Regions from separate parts of the Homo sapiens genome. Here all the other regions are linked to region 1. Evidence: chromatin loops called from intact Hi-C (ENCODE). Cell type or tissue: IMR-90. All regions are shown on one strand.

Evidence for each region. Peaks named below come from ENCODE experiments on the same cell type or tissue, not always from the same donor. Only the 100,000 strongest peaks of a DNase experiment are listed, where the experiment ranks them.
Region 2: it touches region 1 in a loop (14-fold over the local background); 97 of 110 quality-filtered maps call a loop at or near these places.
Region 3: it touches region 1 in a loop (12-fold over the local background); 42 of 110 quality-filtered maps call a loop at or near these places.

What each region holds. Positions count from the first base shown.
Region 1 is chr5:177,498,759-177,503,758 of GRCh38, reverse strand. DOK3 (docking protein 3) reads left to right here. Exons shown (of 6, transcript NM_001308236.3): 6 at 1-1,855. Among named protein-coding and RNA genes, the nearest start is that of PDLIM7, 3.7 kb to the right of the region's middle. RefSeq lists enhancers at 1-251, 252-1,205, 1,705-1,754, 1,775-1,844, 1,855-1,904 and 2 more. In IMR-90, a CTCF peak has its summit at 2,611 (motif pointing right); DNase peaks (open chromatin) are centred at 2,638 and 3,068; H3K27ac peaks cover 301 bases.
Region 2 is chr5:177,402,573-177,407,572 of GRCh38, reverse strand. F12 (coagulation factor XII) reads left to right here. Exons shown (of 14, transcript NM_000505.4): 3 at 1,512-1,611; 4 at 1,768-1,838; 5 at 2,140-2,250; 6 at 2,388-2,519; 7 at 2,659-2,763; 8 at 2,909-3,074; 9 at 3,160-3,377; 10 at 3,483-3,714; 11 at 3,956-4,092; 12 at 4,176-4,319; 13 at 4,875-5,000. Among named protein-coding and RNA genes, the nearest start is that of PFN3, 4.4 kb to the right of the region's middle. RefSeq lists silencers at 2,937-3,266, 3,617-3,666, 3,697-3,746 and enhancers at 3,032-3,889, 4,746-5,000. In IMR-90, CTCF peaks have their summits at 3,011, 3,686 (motif pointing left) and 4,891 (motif pointing right); a DNase peak (open chromatin) is centred at 3,002; H3K4me3 peaks cover 1,412 bases; H3K27me3 peaks cover 1,466 bases.
Region 3 is chr5:177,315,222-177,320,221 of GRCh38, reverse strand. No RefSeq gene overlaps it. Among named protein-coding and RNA genes, the nearest start is that of MXD3, 5.8 kb to the right of the region's middle. RefSeq lists enhancers at 1-284, 2,000-2,294 and a silencer at 2,000-2,294. In IMR-90, a CTCF peak has its summit at 2,164 (motif pointing left); a DNase peak (open chromatin) is centred at 2,141.

The DNA of each region.
Region 1 (5,000 bases):
CTCACGGCACACGCCCCTGCCCACGTTCATTGCGGCCAACACAAGCACCCTGTGCCGGTTCCAGGGGCACAGGTGACCTGGGCCTTACCTGCCACCCGTGGGCTCAAACCCACTGCAGCAGACAGACGGGATGGAAATCATTAGGACTCCATGTTGCTCTGCACGGCCGAGTGACACGAAGAGGCAGGCGGAGGGAGCTGTGAGGCTTACTTGTCAGACTCAGGAAGGAGCAACATGAGGGCCCAACTGGAGACCCGGAGGCCCGAGCTGGGAGGAGGCAGTGGGGGCGGGGTGCAGGTGGAAGGGATTTCAGAGACACCCTCGTCCAAAACACTTGTTCCCTGCTGAAACTCCAACAATTTGCAGATACTTCTGGGAACCCCAGGCGTCAGTCTCCTCATCTGTAAAGGAGAGAGAACCGATGACGTATCAGGCATAATCCTTGATGAGAGTTTGCTGCGTGCCTACTCAGTGCCAGGCGCTGGGGGACACAGCCGTGTTCAGGACAGCCTTGGTCCTGTTCTCCGGGAGCCGACATTCCAGGGGGAGAGAAGTTTCCTGAAGACTTCCATGCTGCGTTCCCTCCTCTGCTCCTGCTCCTGGCGCCATCCTAGGAGCCAGCCACGCACGCAAGCGTCATGCCTCCAGGGCTCTGACTGCCCAGCCCCTCACCGCAACTCCACCTCAGCTGCACACACCCTTGGCACATCCTGAACCTCATTTTCATGACGGACACACAATTTTTGCTCTCTCCTGTCCAAGCCTCATCCTCTGGCCGCCACCTCCTTCCAGCTCACTTCCTTTAGTGCGGCCAGTACCGCCCCTGCCTAGGCATGTCGACCTGCAGGGACCCTTTTCTGGCTCTTCGAGGCCTCTGCCCACCATCCCCTCTTTGTTCTCCATAGTCCCTTCCCCCTGTTCTCTCTCGTTTCATCTTACTGGTCTGGCAAAGTCCCCGGCCTTGGGCGAGCCCAGACCTCCTCAGTGCCTGCACACAGCTGCCCACAGCCAGAGAAATCCATTTAAGCAGACTGCCTGCATCCTTCTTAACAGTGCAAGGCAGGCACTCCCTGCCACAAGAGACCCTGTTCCCTAGTAGGGCAGCTTTTCTCCTCCCCAGAACCTCCTGTCTATCCCCACCCAATGTCTCCTCACAGGCATATTGGGGAAACAGGTCGGGCTCTCCCACCGTATCTGCAAGTGTACTGGCATCCATCTGTCTTCTTCCTACCCCTACAGTAGAAACAGTGTCTGTCCCCAGCTGTGCTCTGATCCCGGCTCCTTTCACCTCAGAGCTTGGAAAATTGAGCTGTCCCCACTCTCTCCTGCGCCCATTCATCCTACCAGCAGCTTTTCCAGCCACACGCAAACATGCTCTGTAATTTCACATTTTAAACCTTCCCTTGACCTCACATTCCTCTTCGGCCACCTCTGTTTCTCTGTTCCTCTTCACAGCAAAAACTGTTCAAAAGAGTTGTTGATTACTTTCATTTCCACTTTCTCACCCCCATTCTCCCCTCAATTAACTCTCCTTCATCCCCATGATGCCATTATGTGGCTTTTATTAGAGTCACCAACCTTATTCTCCAAAACAAAAGCAACAAGGACTTTGACTTCTCAGCAGCACTCGGCTCTGGTTCTTGAAACACCCCCGTTACTTGCTATTCCTCCTACCTCATAACAATCTCCTTCCCAGCCTCTACTGCTGCCTTCTCTGAGTTCTTCCCAGGGTCCTAGGCTCAGATGTAGTGTAGCTCAACCCTGCTACACAAAGAATCTCCTGAAAGCCTGTAAAAATGTCCATGCATGTTCTGTGAGTGATCTACCAAGAAAATAAAAAATTTTAAAAATCAAATGCCCATGCCTGGGCCCACACGCAGGGGCTCTGATTTCATCAGTCTGGTAGGTGGGTTCTGGGCATCCACGCTCACTGGATTTCCGGATGATTGTAGTATGCAGCCTAGGCTGGGAACCACTGGCCTCAGCAAGCCAGTCATTCTCCAGGTGTCACAGACCCTCTAGGTGCTAATGACCCCGAAGGTCTGTCTTCAGTGCACACCTCCCCCTGAGCTCCAGATTTAGGAATCCCACTGCACACGAGACATCTGGATGTGGAAAAGACATCTCCAGATCCCATGGGTGAAAGGGGGTTGGGGGAATGGAGACTCTGGTGTTCTTCCAGGATGTGTGTGGACACAGAATGCAAAGCCTGGAGGGATGCTAGAGCCATAGGGAGGAAGATTTTGGCTCACTTATTCATGCAAGCACTTCCTGATGGGTAAGGTCTTAGAGCAAGCTGAGGCCAAGAGGCGGGCAGTCGAGGTGCTGCTGCAGGCACCCCCACTCCCTACAGTGGCAAGCCCAAGCCCAGCCCTTGGCAGCTCAAATCCCAGGACACGCTGAAGGTCACCCAGAGAGTCAGGGGCATGGCTAGAACCAGAACCCAGGACTCTGGGGACCCAGCATGGCATCCTTTCCTTCATTACAAATCTGAGCTGCTTTGTTTCCTAGGGATTTCTGTGATATTCCAAGGGGACTGTGGGAAAGAAAGTCCTTGGAAACCACCAGGACGCTAGAGGCCTGGCCTGGAGCCTCAGGAGTCTCGGCCACCAGAGGGCGCTGGGTCCTTGTCCAGGTCCAGTTGCTACGCAGGGGCTGCCTGTGCTGGGAGGCTCCCCAGGGGACACAGACCAGAGCCTTGCACCAGCCCAAGGAATGGGAGCCTGGGGTCCTCTCTGCTGGAGGACTGCCAGGACCCCCAGGCTGCCGCCTCTTCCTTTGCTCATTTGCTGTTTCACTTTGTCAATCCTTCCTTTCTTCGTGTGTTCATTCACATCCACTGTGTGCTGGCCCTGGGGAAATGTTAGATAAGACACATTAGCTGTGTGTCTTCATTGTCCTAACAAAGAACACACCCTGGAAAGAGCACCGCAGAGAGTCCCCATTCCCCCATCTCCCTCCACACATGGAATCTGGAGATGCCTTTTCCACATCCAGATGTCTCTGGTGCTGTGGGATTCTTAAATAAACAAACATTTCATACAGAATGTGAGATGATGGAGATGCTATGGGGAAAAATAAAGCAGAGGGAGGGCCTAGTGTGTGATGCGGGTGAGGCATCCAGGGATTGCTGTTTCAGCTGTGATCAGGAAAGGCCCTGGGAGGAGGCCACATCTGAGCAGAGACCTAAATAAAGTTGGAAACCTGTTGCTGAGATATCTGGAGAAGTGTTTCAAGGGCCGGGCACCGGGCATGGTGGCTCACGCCTGTAATCCCAGCACTTTGGGAGGCCAAGGCAGGTGGATCGCTGGAGGTCAGGAGTTTGAGAGCAGCCTGACCAACATGGAGAAACCCCATCTCTACTAAACATATAAAAATTATCCGGGCATGGTGGTTCATGCCTGTAGTCCCAGCTACTCGGGAGGTTGAGGCAGGAGAATCACTTGAACGTGGGAGGCAGAGGTTGCAGCAAGCCGAGATCACACCACTGCACTCCAGCCTGGATGACAGAGCGAGACTCCGTCTCAAAAAAAAAAAAGAAAAGAAAAAAGAAAAAAAAAGAAAAGTGTTTCAAGCAGGGGAACTGGCAAGTGGAGAGGCCCTGAGGCAGAAATATGCTTGGCCTGCTGGAGGAAATGTGAGTGAGGAGGTCAGGGTGGCTGGAGTGGAGGGAGCGAGTGGTAGGAGTCAGACCCAGTTTATTCATATTCTGTAGGTCTTAAGGACTTCAGTTTTATTTTGAGTGCAATATGAGCCCACTGGAATGCTAAAAGCTGAGAGTGACATGGTGCTGTGATTCTGGCTTTAAAAATATCACTTTGGCTGCTTCGTGAAGACTCTGGAAGGGGCAAGGGTGAAAGCAGGGATGCCCGTTAGGAGACCGTTACAGGGGCGCAGGCACAAAATGGCAGTGGCTGGGACAATGGTGGCAGCAGCGGTTAGATGTGAACATGTTGAAGGTGGAATTTGCAGAATCTGGGGGAGGACAGAAGAGAAAGGATAACTTCATCGTTTCTGCTGAACCAGTTGGATAAATGTTGGTGGCACTTCTTGAAGTGAGGAAGGAGTTAGGAAGGTGGGAAAGGCACAAGTTTGAATTGGGCCATGATGGTCTGAGATACCTAGTACAGTGGTTCCCCAACCTTTTTGGCAGAAGGGACCGCTTTCATGGAAGACAATTTTTCCACAGACTGGGGGTGGGGTGGGGATGGTTTCAGGGTGGTTCGAGTGCAGTACATTTATCATTAGACTCTTTTTTTTTTTTTTTTTTTGAGATAGAGTCTCGCTCTGTCACCCACACTGGAGTGCAGTGGAGCCATCTTGGCTCACTACAACCTCTGCTGCCCAGGTTCAAGTCATTCTCCTGCCTCAGCCTCTCAAGTAGCTGGGATTATAGGCATATGCGCCACCACGCCCAGCTAATTTTTGTATTTTTAGTAGAGACGGGGTTTCACCATATTGGCCAGGATGGTCTCGAACTCCTGACCTCAAGTGATCCTCCCCCGCCTCAACCTCCCAAAGTGCTGGGGTTACAGGCGTGAACCACTGCACCCGGCCCATTTATCATTAGATTCTCATAAGGAATGAGCAACCTAGATCCCTCGCATGCACAGTTCACAATAGGGTTCACGCTCCTATGGGAGTCTAATGCTGCCGCTGCACTCAGCTTCTCTGGCTTGCCGCTGCTCACCTTCTGCTGTGCAGCCCAGTTCCTAACAGGCCACAAACGGGGAGTTGGGGACCCCTGATCTAGTAAACATCTAGGCAGGGTTTTGGATAATGGAGTTAGAGTTCCTGGGGAGAGGTCAGGCTGGCCATGAAACATGGGATGCCTTTGCATATAGGTGGTGTTGAAAGCCACAGGACAGTACGGGGTCTCAGGGGGTGAGCATAAAGAGAGGCGACATCAGATGGCCAAGGCCAGAGGCAGAGGAGGATGGGAAGGAGGGGCCAGTGGGGCAGGGGGAAGCTGTGAAGCCAGGGAAAAAGGGTGTTTCGCG
Region 2 (5,000 bases), 96 kb after region 1:
CCTCAGGTGGTCCGCCCACCTTAGCCTCCCAAAGTGCTGGGATTACAGGCGTGAGCCACCGCGCCTGGCCCCCATTTGCATCTTAAAGGTCCATCTCAGATCCATTTCCATTTACTGTCCTAGTTCTGGTTTGGTCCTTGGCAAGTGCACTTTGCCTTGAACAAAATAGTGGCAAAAGCTTATTGAGCAGGTACTTTGTGCCAGACACTGCTCAGCATTTCATGGCATTATCTCATGAAGCCCCACGACAATTCCTCTGAAGAAGACACAGGCAATTCTCATTATTCGCGATGGTTATGTTCTATAAAATCACAGTGAACATTGAACTAGCAAACAGTATTAGGTTCCTGTGAGCCTCTGGTCACAACATTTTCATCAACCAACAGCATATAATCTGGTTTTATGTATGATTCTGTTTAAAGACATTTTATTTAGTATATGTGTTGCTGATTCATCAATGCTAAGCTGATGGCACTATAGCACACACCTGAATCAAGTGTCTAACACACGCTTTCTCCCTAAGGTAGCCTTCTTGTGCTTAGGAACTACACAGCTCTTCAGCAGGAGGCTCAGAGGCCATTTCCAAAAGCCAAATCCCCAGCAAAAGCACAAAGTGTGAAAAACGTTGCACTAAGTAGACTGAGAAGGACACTCATTCAATAGGAGAGCTGAAACAAGCAGCAGCAGCGTGACGCCTTGTTGAACCTTAACTGGGAATGTGCAAATTTTTCACTGCTCTGTGCATGCCCACAAATGGCCATGAAAACATTTCAAGTATTGACTTGGGAGTTACAAATAAAATTCAGCAAGTAGGCACATTCTCAATGTAGAACCAGAGAAGAATGAGGATCAACTGTACTATTATTACTGCCGTTTTACAGATAAGGAAACCAAGGCTCAGATCAGAGTGGTTAACAGTGACTTCAACATTCAACAAGTATTATTAAGTGCCTACTTTGTGGCAAGTGCTCTTCCTGGCCTTGGGACTGAAGACTTACCCAAGGTCACACAGCTAGCAGGTTGTGGAGTCAGGAGTCTACTCCAGCTATCTGACTCCTGAACCCAAGTTTTTTTTTTTTTCTTTAAGATGGAGTCTCACTCTGTCACCCAGGCTGGAGTGCAGTGGCGCGATCTCGGCTCACTGCAAGCTCCGCCTCCCGGGTTCACACCATTCTCCTGCCTCGGCCTCCCGAGTAGCTGGGACTACAGGCACCTGCCACCACCCCCAGCTAATTTTTTTGTATTTTTAGTAGAGAGGGGGTTTCACTGTATTAGCCAGGATGGTCTTGATCTCCTGACCTCGTGATCTGCCCGCCTTGGCCTCCCAAAGTGCTGGGATTACAGGCTTGAGCCACCGCGCCCGGCCCTGAACCCAACTTTTAGAGCAGAAAGTGTTTTCAATGCACAGCGACCTTTTTGAGGGTCTGTCCTTTTCCTGACCAGACCCTGAGGGACAGTGCCTGAGCAGTTGAGTACAGGGGAAGTCCTCAGAGAGTGTGTTGTCCCTGCAGTTCTCACTGTCACCGGGGAGCCCTGCCACTTCCCCTTCCAGTACCACCGGCAGCTGTACCACAAATGTACCCACAAGGGCCGGCCAGGCCCTCAGCCCTGGTAAGACTACGCAGAGGAGTTGGAGCAGGGGCCTGGGAGACATGTACCCTGCCTGTCCTTCTGTCCAAGGAACTCTGCTTGGAGAGAGGGGACTGTGATAGGGCAGGGTGGGCCAGGCCCCTGGGTAGAGCAGGGAAGCCTTGTCTCTTTCTACAGGTGTGCTACCACCCCCAACTTTGATCAGGACCAGCGATGGGGATACTGTTTGGAGCCCAAGAAAGTGAAAGGTGCTACACACAGCCTCTGGGGTGGCCTGGGGCTCTCTCCTCCCGCCTCATTACTCTCCTGGTATCACCAGACCCCACACACCTGGGATTCTGGACCCAGCCCCTTCTCTCCCTCCACAATACCCTTTGGAAGTCCAGAGGGAGAGTTCTGGGAAGGAGTGGTCCCATTTTGCAGGTGGGTAAACCAAGCTTGGAAACTTGGAGTAGCAAGGTCACAAGGCAAGTAGGTTCAAGAAGGGCCTTGGCCCCCAGCTGTGTGACTCAGCTCCCTGCTCTTCCTTCCACCATGTCCATCTCTCAGACCACTGCAGCAAACACAGCCCCTGCCAGAAAGGAGGGACCTGTGTGAACATGCCAAGCGGCCCCCACTGTCTCTGTCCACAACACCTCACTGGAAACCACTGCCAGAAAGGTGAGGAGATGTGGAGGACCTGGGCGGGGTGCTGGGGGACAGGGGCAACCCTGGGCCTACAGAATAGGTTGCTGGATACTCGGAGACTTGGCATGGTCCTAGACTCTCCTGAGACCACTATCCCTCTTTGTCCCCAGAGAAGTGCTTTGAGCCTCAGCTTCTCCGGTTTTTCCACAAGAATGAGATATGGTATAGAACTGAGCAAGCAGCTGTGGCCAGATGCCAGTGCAAGGGTCCTGATGCCCACTGCCAGCGGCTGGCCAGCCAGGGTGAGCAGATGGTTGGGAACGGGCCAGGGAGGAGCGTCAGGAAGACAGGCTGGCAGGAGGCCGGGTGGTGTGCCAGGAAGGAGAGCTCTCTGGGGGGGTCTTTAGGCCCAGGGGTGGCTCACTGCGTTCCCTCCCCAAGCCTGCCGCACCAACCCGTGCCTCCATGGGGGTCGCTGCCTAGAGGTGGAGGGCCACCGCCTGTGCCACTGCCCGGTGGGCTACACCGGAGCCTTCTGCGACGTGGGTGAGTGAGGGTCTGGGGCAAGCAGAAGGCCAGCCCCCAGGTGGGACGGGCTTGCCAGGAAGGAGGAGGGAGAGTGCGGAAAGCAGATGAGAGGGAGGCAGGAGAGCCCAGCCTTGGCTGCCCAGGGAGCCCCCTTTCTCCTCAGACACCAAGGCAAGCTGCTATGATGGCCGCGGGCTCAGCTACCGCGGCCTGGCCAGGACCACGCTCTCGGGTGCGCCCTGTCAGCCGTGGGCCTCGGAGGCCACCTACCGGAACGTGACTGCCGAGCAAGCGCGGAACTGGGGACTGGGCGGCCACGCCTTCTGCCGGTGCGCCGCGTGGGGCTGGGTGACCCCTCCGCCCCAGGGCTCCGGGCTCCCGGCGCTCTAACGGCGCCCCGTCGTGTGGCTACAGGAACCCGGACAACGACATCCGCCCGTGGTGCTTCGTGCTGAACCGCGACCGGCTGAGCTGGGAGTACTGCGACCTGGCACAGTGCCAGACCCCAACCCAGGCGGCGCCTCCGACCCCGGTGTCCCCTAGGCTTCATGTCCCACTCATGCCCGCGCAGCCGGCACCGCCGAAGCCTCAGCCCACGACCCGGACCCCGCCTCAGTCCCAGACCCCGGGAGGTTAGGAAGTGGGGGGGGGAAGGAGGAGCCGAGAGGGCGCCGGGCGAGCTAGATTCCGGCCAGCCGGCCGCGGGCTCTCCGTCCTCAGCCCCTGCTCCTCCACAGCCTTGCCGGCGAAGCGGGAGCAGCCGCCTTCCCTGACCAGGAACGGCCCACTGAGCTGCGGGCAGCGGCTCCGCAAGAGTCTGTCTTCGATGACCCGCGTCGTTGGCGGGCTGGTGGCGCTACGCGGGGCGCACCCCTACATCGCCGCGCTGTACTGGGGCCACAGTTTCTGCGCCGGCAGCCTCATCGCCCCCTGCTGGGTGCTGACGGCCGCTCACTGCCTGCAGGACCGGCGAGTACCCGCCCGCCCAGAGCCGCCCCAGGGGCCGCGGCTCCTCCGTCTCCCAGCGCAGCTTCCACGCTGCACCCGAACCCGTGCCCTACCTTCTCCCGCCCCACCCTTCTTTCCACGCCCCTCCGGAGCTCCCGGGGAGGAAGCTGGAACACGGGATTGGGGTTCGGGAGCAGGGGGCTTCCCCAGAACGCTTGTGGCCAGGTCTGAGAGCGCTGCCTCTCCCCTACCCCCCCCGCAGGCCCGCACCCGAGGATCTGACGGTGGTGCTCGGCCAGGAACGCCGTAACCACAGCTGTGAGCCGTGCCAGACGTTGGCCGTGCGCTCCTACCGCTTGCACGAGGCCTTCTCGCCCGTCAGCTACCAGCACGACCTGGGTGCGTGGGGGCGCCCCGCGGGGACGGGAAGAGAGCTTGGGGCCCCGGCGTCCCCGCCTCACGCTCCTCTCCGCCCGGGTTAGCTCTGTTGCGCCTTCAGGAGGATGCGGACGGCAGCTGCGCGCTCCTGTCGCCTTACGTTCAGCCGGTGTGCCTGCCAAGCGGCGCCGCGCGACCCTCCGAGACCACGCTCTGCCAGGTGGCCGGCTGGGGCCACCAGTTCGAGGGTAGGCACAACTGCTAGGGGCAGGGGTAGGGGAGGAGACCTTTGATCACTGGGTTAGGCGGAAGAAGCCCGCGACTTTGGTATCGTTCCGGGTGCCTACAGAATGGGTGGCGCTGACCTGATGGGTTGTGAGAATGTGTAGGTGAATCCCAGGTAGAATCCCAGGGCCTGGGATTCACTGCTGGGATCCCCAAATCTCCTGGGGATACAGGGAGAATCGAACTTGCTCTTGGTTCCCTCTGGGCGCCGGGCTGCAAAGGCCAACTAGGACGCTGGCCCCGCGCTCCGGGCTAGTGTGGGAGCCAGGTTCTGCGACTCTGGATGGGTGGTGGGGGAGGGGTTTCTGTTTCCGCTCCGCCCATTCAAATCCTGGCTTTTCTCTGGACCTCAGCCTCCTTGCCTATGAAATTGAATTAATGGCACCTCCTCCCCTTCGGGCTTGCTGCGAGAGAGGAAGGGCATGAGTGGGTTTACAAGCGCCTGGAGCAGCTTTGTCCATCGTCCGGGCGGCAAGCGTTGTCAGATGGGGTGTGAAGAAGGCGCTCTGTGTTCGCAGGGGCGGAGGAATATGCCAGCTTCCTGCAGGAGGCGCAGGTACCGTTCCTCTCCCTGGAGCGCTGCTCAGCCCCGGACGTGCACGGATCCTCCATCCTCCCCGGCATGCTCTGCGCAGGGTTCCTCG
Region 3 (5,000 bases), 180 kb after region 1:
TGTAACAGACACAGAAATGACTGCCATGGTGGGAAGAAGCTTATACTCACAGTTCCCTAGAAACAGGCGGCACCGCACACTAACACGGGCCACACGGGGAAGCACCAGTGTTGGTCGGGGGCAGAGGGAGGGAGGGGAACTGTGGGGCAAGAGCCTTTATTGTGGTTTGCTTAGGAAGGAACCTGAGAGGCAGAGTGAGCAGGTCTAGGATTGCCTAGCTTGAATAATTTCAATGGGTTTGGGGTAGGATGTCCCTAGTTGTCCAGTCTCTGGGGGATAGTGGTGCAGCGTGTAAGAGCCCAGTAAAGGAGGTGGTTGGAAGGTATGGGCTCTGGATTGGTTAGTATGAATATGAAAGGCACGGCACGCTTGCAGGTGAGTGAGTGAGTTACTATCTCTAGGAATTGGATGAGAGGATGGAGTATGATGAACCTTTGATTCCTGGAGGGCCATGAGTTCACTGTGGTATGGAAATGCAGCTGTGCTGTGATCAGTTAGTGGAGGCAAAAATTAATAATGAATTTTAGAAATGATGGATGCAACTCCCAAGGAGTTAGTTCACTGGACGTATAAGGAAATGCAAAGTAACTAGAAACAAGCTAAATATACCATCCTATTGTTCTCTGTAGCAACAATGAAGGCAAAAGATGGTGATAGGGCAGATCCTGAGATTGGGCCAAGCTTGGATTGTGGCTGGTCTGAGCTACAGCTATTCCCAGGGCCACTTTTGAGGGGGAAAATTATGCTGAAACAACAGTGAAGATGGTTAGAATGATTCACAAGAGAGTGGGGAAAACAAAGGGAAGAGTCAAGATACTCATCCCAGCAGGATGGAATCTTTAAAGGGTTCTTAATGAAATGGACTGAATAAAGTAGGCATTGATGGGGTCAAAACAAAGGTCATCTCCAACACCCTTGGAAGTCCTTGGGTGGACAGATGGGAGCTTCTGCTGGTCCCCCACTATTGAAGGGCCCTAAACAAATCTGATTTACTCACCTTAGTTTGGAAGATTTTAAAATGTTAGAGGGAGGCCGGCCTGTAATCCCAGCACTTTGGGAGGATCACCTGAGGTCAGGAGTTCGAGACCAGGCTGACCAACATGGTGAAACCCCATCTCTACCAAAAATACAAAAAAATGGTCAGGCGTGGGGGCACACGCCTGTAATCCCAGCACTTTGGGAGGCTGAGGCGGGCGGATCATGAGGTCAGGAGATCGAGATCATCCTGGCTAACACGGTGAAACCCTGTCTCTACTAAAAATACAAAAAGTTAGCCGGGTGTGGTGGCACGTGCCTGTAGTCCCAGTTACTTGGGAGGCTGAGGCAGGAGAACCGCTTGAACCCAGGAGGCAGAGGTTGCAGTGAGCTGAGATCACACCATTGCACTCCAGCCTGGGCAACAAGAGCAAAACTCTGTCTAAAAAGCAAACAAACAAACAAACAGACAAACTAGCCAGGCATGGTGGCGGGTGCCTGTAATCCCAGCTACTCAGGAGGCTGAGGCAGGAGAATCGCTTGAACCCAGGAGGCAGAGGTTGCAGTAAGCTGAGATCGCGCCATTGCGCTCCAGCCTGGGCGACAGAGTGAGACTCCGTCTCCAGGAAAAAAAAAAAAGGCCAGAGGGAAAGATGACAAGGAGAAAGCTGATAGGTAGTCACCTGGGGCAATTGTGCCACAATCTAATCAAGATAATGACTGACACCCACTGCGGACCCAAGGCCATGTGGACATGAGCCGGTGAAATGGTCAGGGGCTGCAGGAGAGACTTTACTGGGACACCTTTTTGTGGAACCCAAGCTCTGTGATTCCAAAATCTATTTGTGAAGTCCCAATGGGAGCGAGAGTTCGACTGGGAGAATATGGGAATGTGATACCTGATGGAATGGAAACGGTGAGGGTTGAGCAGGCTTTATGCAAAGCGACTGCAGCTCCTTTACCTGAATGTACTATGGGGGTGGATATTGGGTCTGGCTGAGGTGTTTCTCTTACCTAGCATGCTAAAGCGGAAGGCATGTGAATCTCCCCACCTGCCAATATTGATTGGATGTACTTGATGGAAACCAGTAAGATTGCCCAAGCCTGTGCAAGTTGTTCATTTGTTGTACCGTAGCCCCGCTGAGGAGCAGACTGGACCTGAGGGCAAAAGCCGGAGTGCCACCTAGTGGCAACCACTGGGATTTTGGACCAGGAAATTTCCATTTGACTAACTTGCTATTGGATTTAATTAAAGTCCAATTGCCCCTATGACTTAAGGACATAAAATAACCTTGAAACCTGAAATACTTATAATTTCTTGGGTGATGTTGGGGAAATACTCTGATAGGAGGGCAGTGCCCAGAAGGGTCCATCATCATTTGGAAATGATTTTTCTGGAAACATGCTATCTGGGGAATGCAAGAAGGCCGTCCCAAGTGGGTGCCTCTTCCCCCACAGGCAACTTCAGAGCCACCTAAGGAGTTTCACGGGCCACATGGGCAGTGAGTGCCCTATGAACAGCTCTCTATTGACCAACAAGAGCCGCCTGGTTTATGGATGACAGGCGGCTTTCAAGGTGACAGGACAGCTTCCTATCTGGAAGACCATCAAAGAAGGTAAAAACAAATCACCTCAGCAGGTTGAATTGACTGGTGTTTGTGCTACATCTCACGGGCAGTGGCCAACCTGCCCGCACAGTCAGCAGAAGGGCAATGGAAAACTGGCCTATTAGTGATCCCACTAATAGGTCCACATGGGCCTGTGGACATCATTATGGGAGTCGGAGGGGTACATTAAAGTAGGACGTTTGATGTTCATCAGAAGAACCCCATTCCAGGATCAGGGGGTGATTGGATTCAGTCAGTGGATATTCTGGTGTGCTCACTTAAGGAGGCCTCATGATATGAGGGACATACGGGGTTGCCACAGTGCAGGGATGGACTGAGTCTAGACATGTTCCCCTTGCACCCTCTGAGGCACAAAACACCAGTAACTGTTCTGTCTGTCAACGAGAGGCTTGATAGGCAAGTCACACTGAAGCCTGTAGCCCCAGGAAGTGTAAGTCGTGGCAGGAACAGTCACTCTGCACACTGGGCTCAGCTTCCCTGTGGTAGATGCAAATGCTCACAGCACAGTAAAAGGACTGGAACTCAGCTGAGCGCAGTGGCTCACGCCTGTAATCCCAGCATTTTAGGAGGCCGAGGTGGGCAGATCACCTGAGGTCAGGAGTGCGAGACCAGCCTGGCCAACATGGTGAAACCCTGTCTCTACTAAAAATATAAAAATTAGCCGGGCATGGTGGCAGGTGCCTGTAATCTCAGCTACTTGGGAGGCTGAGGCAAGGGAATCGCTTGAACCCAGGAGGTGGAGGTTGCAGTGAGCCGAGACCGCGCCATCCATTGCCCTCCAGCCTGGGGGACAAGAGCGAGACTTCATCTCAAAAAAAAAAAAAAAAAGGTACCAATTTGGACTCTGCCAGGTCACATTTCTTCAGACCAAGGAACACATTTTACAGCACATAGTGTCCAACAGTGGCGGAGACATCCTCCCCAGAGTGATGGTTTGATGAAGAATTGGAATAGGCAAGTGAAACATTTGTTGACTGAAATAGGAAAAGCCAGGCAAGGTGGCTCATGCCTGTAATCCTAGCACTTTGGGAGGCCGAGGCAGACGGATTGCTTGAGCTCAAGAGTTTGAGACCAGCCTGGGCAACAATGGCAAAATCCTGTCTCTACAAAAAATACAAAAAATTAGCTGGGCGTGGTGTTGCACACCTGTAATCCTAGCTACTCAGGAGGCTGAGGCAGGAGGATCACCTGAGCCTGCGAGGTCAAGGCTGTAGTGAGCTGTGTTCATACCACTGCACTCCAGCCTGGGCAACAAAGTAAGACCCTTCATATATTACCAAGTTGGGCAACATACATGAAATTGGGGTTAGAGTAGGGAAGTATGGGTAGAATAAGACAGGAAAAATATTTGAAGAGATAAGAACTGAAAACTTTTGCAGAAGCTCAAGACACCCCAGGCAAGGCAAGCACCAAGAAAACCACACCCAGGCGTGTCACAGCCAACAGTTGAAAACCAAAGGTGAAGAGAAAATATTAAAAGCAGATAGAGGATAACAATACATTATATCCAGTGGAAAAATAAGACTTTCAGCTGACTTAGAAAAAATGCAAATCAGGCCGGGTGCGGTGGCTCAAGCCAGTAATCCCAACACTTTGGGAGACTGAGGGGGGCAAATCACCTGAGGTCAGGAGTTCAAGACCAGCTTGGCCAACATGGTGAAACCCCATCTCTACAAAAAATAAAAAAATTAGGCATGGTGGCATGCAGCTGTGGTCCCAGCTACTTGGGAGGCTGAGGCGGGAGAATTGCTTGAGCCCAGCAGGTCAAGGCTGCAATGAGCCCTCATTGTGTCACTGCACTCCAGCTGGGTGACAGCAGAAGACCCCACCTCAAAAAAAAAAAAAAAAAAAATGGCCATACTACTGAGCCTACAGAGGCCTGTTTGCAGTGTTCCTCCCCGGATAGCAGGGGCTGCCAGGCACTTCTGAGACCTGTCTAGCCAGGGCTGGCCTCTTGGCTTAGCCCCTGTGACACCAAGCGAGGGACCGGCTGGCACCCAACTCCTGATCATTATGCTGCACTGCCACAACAGCTGGGGTTGGCGGGGGGGGGGGGTGCGTTCCAGAGGTGGCCTCTGTGTGGGGGTCTGCTGACTGCTTCTTCTGACATCCTATGGGCATGGAGACACAGGCCCACCAGCCCTTCCCTACCCCTTGCCTATGGCTTGGCCAAGCCCCTGTTCGGCATTGGTTTGCTCTGTCGCTGAGGTCGTAGTCTGCAGGAAGAGGCTGACCCTGAGAGATGCAGGGCCCACTGCTACTTGGGAGAATGCGCTGAAGGAGGGAGGCCTGGGAACCTCCTGGAGCAAGTGACATTGAGCAGAGATGGCAGAGGCAGGGAGGTGGGCAAGGCCATGGCATGTCCCCTGCCCAGCTCAAACTTTGTCCTGAAGGCCA